Linked DNA regions of Homo sapiens: region 1 is linked to region 2. A link is a contact called in ENCODE Hi-C or POLR2A ChIA-PET data. All regions are on one chromosome and are shown on one strand. Each heading gives the region's core, a stretch centred on a gene start or an enhancer-like site at or near the end of the contact. The rest is flanking DNA. Distances are from core to core; before and after follow the strand shown.

Region 1 (3,212 bases), core at 262-2,761, 63 kb after region 2:
GTGGTGAGATCTCGACTCACCGCAGCCTCCGCCTCCCAGGTTCAAGTGATTCTCTGCCTCAGCCTCCTGAGTAGCTGGGATAACAGGTGTCTGCAACCACGCCCAGCTAATTTTTGTATTTTTAGTAGAGATGGGGTTTCACCATGTTGGCCACGCTGGTCTCAAACTCGTGGCCTCAAGTGAGCCGCCCGCTTTGGCCGCCCAAAATGCTAGGATTACAGGTGTAAGCCACCATACCCGGCCCCAAAAGAGATTTCAACTTAGGAATTGTCTGTGGTCATTTTCTACCGTGAAGACTTTTGCAGGGATGTGGAGGTGAATGGTCAGTGGAAGACAGCTTGTCTGCAACAAGAGAGGAAACGCACATGCAGAGCAGAGGTGAGATGGAAACTTTCCCCAATTTCCCGCAGTGGTCTGGGCCAGGGATTCTCAGATGTGAGCCTCCATCACCAGCACCTGGAGAGTTTGTCAAAACACAGATTGCTAAACTGGGCACGCTGGCTCACCCCTGTAATCCCAGCGTTTTAGGAGGCCAAGGTGGGTGGATCACCTGAGGTCAGGAGTTTGAGACCAGCCTGGCCAACATGGCAAAATCCCGTCTCTACTAAACAAAAATTAGCTGGGCATGGTGGTGGGCACCTGTAATCCCAGCTACCTGGGAGGCTGAGGCAAGAGAATCACTTGAACCCAGGAGGCAGAGGAGGTTGCAGTGAACTGAGATTACGCTGCTGCGCTCCAGCCTGGGTGACAGAGCGAGACACTGTCTCAAGGAAAAAAAGAAAGAAAGAAAGAAAGAAAAAAAAACCCCACAGTCTGCTGAGTCCCACTGCTAGAGTTTCTGAGTCACGAGGCCTGGGGTGTGGCCCAAGGATCTGCTTTTCTAAGGAATTCCCAGGTGGTACCGACACTACAGGTTAGGGGCTTGACTAATGGTGAGGACCCCTGCTCTGGGCCAGAGGGCTGAACCAGAGAGCTTAGTTCAGCATCCTCCCCAGAGTCCCCACCCAGCCTGTGAGCATCCAGCAGGCCCAGTCCCTGTCTTTGGGTTACATGAGTCTGTATCTTTCTAACAAATTCTCCCTTTTTTCCCCTAAACAGCTTAATTGTGATATAATTCACACACCATACTTAATTGTGATATAATTCACACACCATACAATTCACCCACTTAAAGTATTACAACTCAGTGGTTTCTAGTATATTCACAGAAATGTGCAACCATCACCACAGTCCATTTAAAAAGGAAGGAAATGTTGACACATGCAACAATACGGATGAACCGAGGACATTATACTAGTGAAATAAACCAGTCGGAAAAAGACAAATATTATTTGGTTCCACTCATAGGAGGTAACTAGAATAGTCAGATTCACAAAAACAAAGTAGAATGGCAGTTGCCAGGGGCCGAGGGGAGGGGAAAATGGAGAGTTGATTTGTACAGAGTTTCAGTTTTGCAAGATGAGGGAGTTCTGAGGACTGGCTGCACAGCGATGTTGTAACCACATTACACCAATCTGGTTCAACTTCTATGTAGCAAAGTTGTGAGTTGTTTTTCAGTGGTCATGGCCCTGCAGGTTGGAGGGGGCAATGCCCGGATGAACATCGTGTGCAACCATGAATGGGAACTAAGTGCTCGGACCAAGGAACCAGGCTGAATTAAGAAGCAAACACCAGGCTGGGCGCTGGTGGTGTACGCCAGTAACCCCAGCACTCTGGGAGACCGAGGCAGAAGGATTACTTGAGCCCAGGAGTTCGAGACCAGCCTGGGCAACATGGTGAGATCCCATCTCTAAAATAAAAAATAAAAATAAAAATAAAAGCAGACACCATGGCAGGACCCATGATCCAATCAGATTGAGCTCTGGGGTGACCCTATGGCAGGATCTAGTCAGATCACTCCTCATTACCCTATGCTAATTAAAATCCAACCCAGCCTCCAGCTCCAGGAGACAGATTTGAACATTTCTTCCTGTCTCTTTGTCTGTCAACTCACAAACCTTTCTCACTGCAAAAACTGTGTGTTTTGGTGTTTGGCTTTCTGTTGCATGCTGGCAAATGGACCCAGTTTTGGTTTGCTGACAATGCGAATATACTTAACACTGAACTGTACATTTAGAAATTGTGAAGATAGTGAATTTTATATTATACCTTTTTTTATTTTGCCACAATAAAAAGTAATTTTCTCTGTCTTTTTTTTTTTAAAGACATATGGCCTCTGTCACCCAGGCTGGAGTGCAGTGGTGTAGTCATAGCTCACAGCAGCCTTGAACACCTGGGCTGAAGCCATCCTCCCACCTCAGCTTGCCAAGTAGCTGGGATTACAGGCATGAGCCACTGTGCCTGGCAAAAGTTATTTAAAAACTTTTTTAATGTCTTTTAAAAGGAGACTTTCTGATGTGGTCAAAGGAAGCAGTTGGTATCCAGATTCAGCTGAACTTAATACACTTCCTTGGTTTAATTTATGGAAATATTTATATAGTTCCCATTTAATTATCCTCCAAGGACATGTCTGCTCAGAGGATCATCCTAGTTCTCTGGCCAACAATAAACAGGAACTGAGACAGAGTGATGGACGATATGACTCTTAGTGTTTCTGTCATGGCACATTGGCCTTTATGGGTCATTGCCCATGTGTTCCAGGATTTAGGATGAATTTTAATATGTCACTCTGCGTGGGCTACGGATTGGGTTTTATTAGGGAAAGTGAAATCTTACAAGGCTGGGTCAACAAGCAAAGGGGAAGCAGGAGTCTCCCATTCTATTCTCCGTCCCATAGAGAAGTATGTGAAGGTCAGGGTCTCAGCTGGATCTGCAGGATAGGTCCATGTTCTGCTGTATTAGTTAGGGAATAAATGTAAGAAACCAGTCTGTGAGTAGGGAACACATGAGTGGTTTGGGTGCTGGGCAGCTTGGATGTAGGGTGCCAGGGGTTCAGAGGAGATGGGAGGAATTCCTGCTTCCCAGTATTTGGAGACCTTGGGCCTGTGGGAAGGTGCAGTCACCCTGTGTGAGGAGGGAGTCTGCCCATGCTGTGGAGGCTGAGCTCCTTCCACCAGGAATAGGCTTACTTGCAGTTCCAGCTGGCTGGCCCAGGTAACCTTGAATGAGCTTCCAGAGCAGCTTCCAGGCAATTCTGCTCATTTCACCACAGTTTCTGAATTCAAAAATAAATAAAAAACACATTTGTCCTATTTGGTGTTCTTTGTTTTCTA
Region 2 (3,114 bases), core at 370-2,869:
GAGGTGGGTGGATCACAAGGTCAGGAGTTTGAGACCAGCCTAACCAACATGGTGAAACCCCGTCTCTACTAAAAATACAAAAATTAGCCAGGTGTGGTGGCACGCACCTGTAATCCCAGCTACTCAGGAGGCTGGGGCAGGAGAACTGCTTGAATCTGGGATGCAGAGGTTGCAGTGAGCTGAGATTGCGCCATGGTACTCCAGCCTGGGCGACAGAGCAAGACTCTGTCTAAAAAAAAAAGAAGGAAGAATGGCAGGAAAGGAAAGAACTAAGAGCCCTTGCTTTAGAGGGGAAAGTATTTGTAAAAAGTCATCAGAGCCTGCGTGCAGTGGCTCACACCTGTAATCCCAGCACTTTGGGAGGCTGAGGTGGGAGGATCGCTTGAGCCCAGGAGTTCTAGACTAATCTGAGCAACAAAGTTAAGACCCTGTCTCTACAAAAAAATTAAAAAATAAAACAACACTTTAAAAGTCACCAGAAAACACACTAGATGAGATAAGAAAATGTCACAAATATGGTTCTGGCCCCATTAAGTTCTTCTAGATATTTTTTACTCAAGACTTTCTTTGTTCCCCTGAAACTCAGAAAGAAAATATTCAGGGATGCCAGGCACTAAAATGGCCAGAATTTTTAGAAAAGACTATGACACTAATATATGCAATATATTTAAATATGTAATACGTAAACTAATAAATGCACAGGAGCACTTAATTTAATACGGTTCAAGGCTGAAAGTAGCAAAATGAACGGAGTAACTAAGTTCCCTTAACATGAACTGGAGCCACTGAGAGATTTCTCTTTAAGAGCTGATACTCATTCTCTCTCCCCCTCAACCTGTCTCAAACTCTCAATTGAATCTTTGATGCTGTTGATATAAACTCATTACATAATCACTTGGCCTTTAGACTTCCTGAATGATATTTCAATTTTAATAAGACATGATGTGTACAAGTGGAAGGATTTGCTTGTACATTCTAACTATTGACTCAAACTGAAAGACCAAATTCTGAAAAAAACCTGTTTCTAAAACTAATCTCTTTGAAAAGATGAAATTCTGCAAATTAAATCAAACATACATTCTAAAACATCAGAACTAACAGTTATCTTCTGTTCCTCTTTGAGAGCTATGCTATGTTAAAAATCTGCCTCTTAAAGTCCTCAAAAGCTTCAAGATAAATGCCACAGAGTCCAGAAGAGCTCACCAGTAAAAAGATAGCAGGGATAAATAAGAATTGAGATCTTAGATTAACAAAATAGAAAGTGAAGAGACAAAAATGTTAGAAGCACAGGTTCAGTTTAGCTATGAGAGCAAGCAGAAACACGTTTAAAACTTCAAAAAGTTCAACACCATGTTTAGGAATGGGTCCATTAGGACAGACCACAAAAGTATAATACTAACAAGAAATAGGACAGAATGTAATCATTAAAGGAGAGTGTGCAGGAAACTAAATGAGAAAAGGTCTTAAGAGGGGTTTGGAACCTGGCATTACAGCCACATGCCTATTTTTTTCTTGGCCATTTTGGACTAATTTCATCCCCTGGGTTCTATAACATGACAAGCTACATGACAAAATTAGAGACATTTTTAAGCACCACAGGAAATATATTTTTCAGACTGCATCACAGTTCCTCAAAATATCACCTGTGATTGATTGTCATGATGTGCTAAGTCAGGCACGTGCCTTGAATGCCCAAGTGGCTGCTGTAGTTGACTGCTGTGGCAGTAACCATGACACAAAATACATGTGGATGGGATTATTTTAAATTCACAAGTGCTTACAAAAAGAAAATGACAAATTCAAGTCCATTAACTCTCACCTCAGGCCACAGTCTGAGCACCACAGCTTTCACGCCCAGTCTAAAAGCAGCTCTTACTTTTTGTAGCTACAAAGTTAGTACTGCTGAAACTCGTATACCAAACTTAGTTGTGTGACTTGCTGAATTACAAACAACAGGTGAATTTACAGTCCCTCCACACTTCTCATGTGAAAGTTAGGAAACTGACTGGTAAAGAATGGGATTCTGAAACTTGGAAAGGAGACACCTGGTTGGACCTAAATGAACATGAGTCCATCATACTTCAAAAAGACAAAGCCAGAAAAAAAAAAATTCAAGGCAGCTTTAAAATAAATCCTCATTTTGAAAAGAATTAAGATTTATCCTACCTTTCTAGTAGGAGCTCATAAGAATGCCAACTTATATGTACAAGAAATAACAGAAATAGTCAAATATCATTTTGCAACCCATGATGAAATTATTATTATTTTTAGAGACAGTCTTGTTCTGTTGCCCAGACTGGAGTGCACTGGCACAATCGTGGCTCACTGCCACCTTGAACTCCTGGGGTCAAGTGATCCTTCCTGCCTCAGCCTCTTGAGTAGCTGGGACTACAGGTGCATGCCAACATGCTTGGTTAATGTATTATTTTTTTTTTGAGACAGGCTCTTGCTATGTTGCCCAGGCTGGTCTTGAATGCCTGACATCAAGCAACCGTCCCACCTCAGCCTTCCAACGTGCTGGAATTATAAGCATAAACCACATTGCCTGGCCCATAATGAAATTATTGATTAAGGTAGGGATTATCTACTGGAATGTAAAACAATTAGGCTAAAGTCTGATAGGGAATTGAACATTCATAAACTAACAAGCTACCATCACACAAACTACATTATATTACAAAGGAGGAAAGTGAACTTTAAAAATGGAAGGAACAGACTTTCATCTTAATCCAGTGGTCAACCCTAGCATCACTAATAGAAGGTCAACTGAACGCTGTATATATACTAAGACATAGCATCAAGTACCTATGATATATTCTAGCCCAAAATATTTAACTTTAAAAAACTAATCCTCTAAGCCTCTCAGTTTTTCTCAATCAGGATTCTAGGAAAGAATTATATCCTATAGGTTGGGTGTGGTGGTTCACGTTTGTAATCTCATCATTAAGGGAGGCCAAGGAGAGAGGATCACTTGAGACCAGGTTTGAGACCATAGAGAAGCTCTATATCTACAAAAAAAAAAAATTGTATAGAATTAAGCCCTTCAGAAAATTATCTGAGTGCCCATCTTCTTAATTATCCTAAGGGCGGTATATAGCTAGAACCATTATTAAT

What was found. A loop is a pair of places that touch in the nucleus more often than their neighbours do. ChIA-PET counts read pairs that join two places held with the same protein, here RNA polymerase II (POLR2A). Pooled maps may share reads with other maps.
Region 1: a pooled map shows a loop between it and region 2 (2.2-fold over the local background). The contact joins two enhancer-like sites. A Hi-C loop is called at or near these places in 5 of 37 single-sample maps with no recorded cell type and 5 of 50 pooled maps. POLR2A ChIA-PET finds 5 or more read pairs at or near these places in 6 of 52 experiments (GM12878, HEK293, OCI-LY7 and 2 more).

Annotation. Positions count from the first base shown.
Region 1 is chr7:129,071,325-129,074,536 of GRCh38, forward strand. No RefSeq gene overlaps it. Among named protein-coding and RNA genes, the nearest start is that of TNPO3, 18 kb to the left of the region's middle. RefSeq lists an enhancer at 1,412-1,521. Within about 2 kb of position 1,512, at least 4 of the 41 ENCODE cell types and tissues checked have a DNase peak (open chromatin) inside an H3K27ac peak, as active enhancers do.
Region 2 is chr7:129,007,917-129,011,030 of GRCh38, forward strand. The region is part of intron 4 of TNPO3 (transportin 3); the gene reads right to left. Among named protein-coding and RNA genes, the nearest start is that of TNPO3, 46 kb to the right of the region's middle. Within about 2 kb of position 1,620, at least 3 of the 41 ENCODE cell types and tissues checked have a DNase peak (open chromatin) inside an H3K27ac peak, as active enhancers do.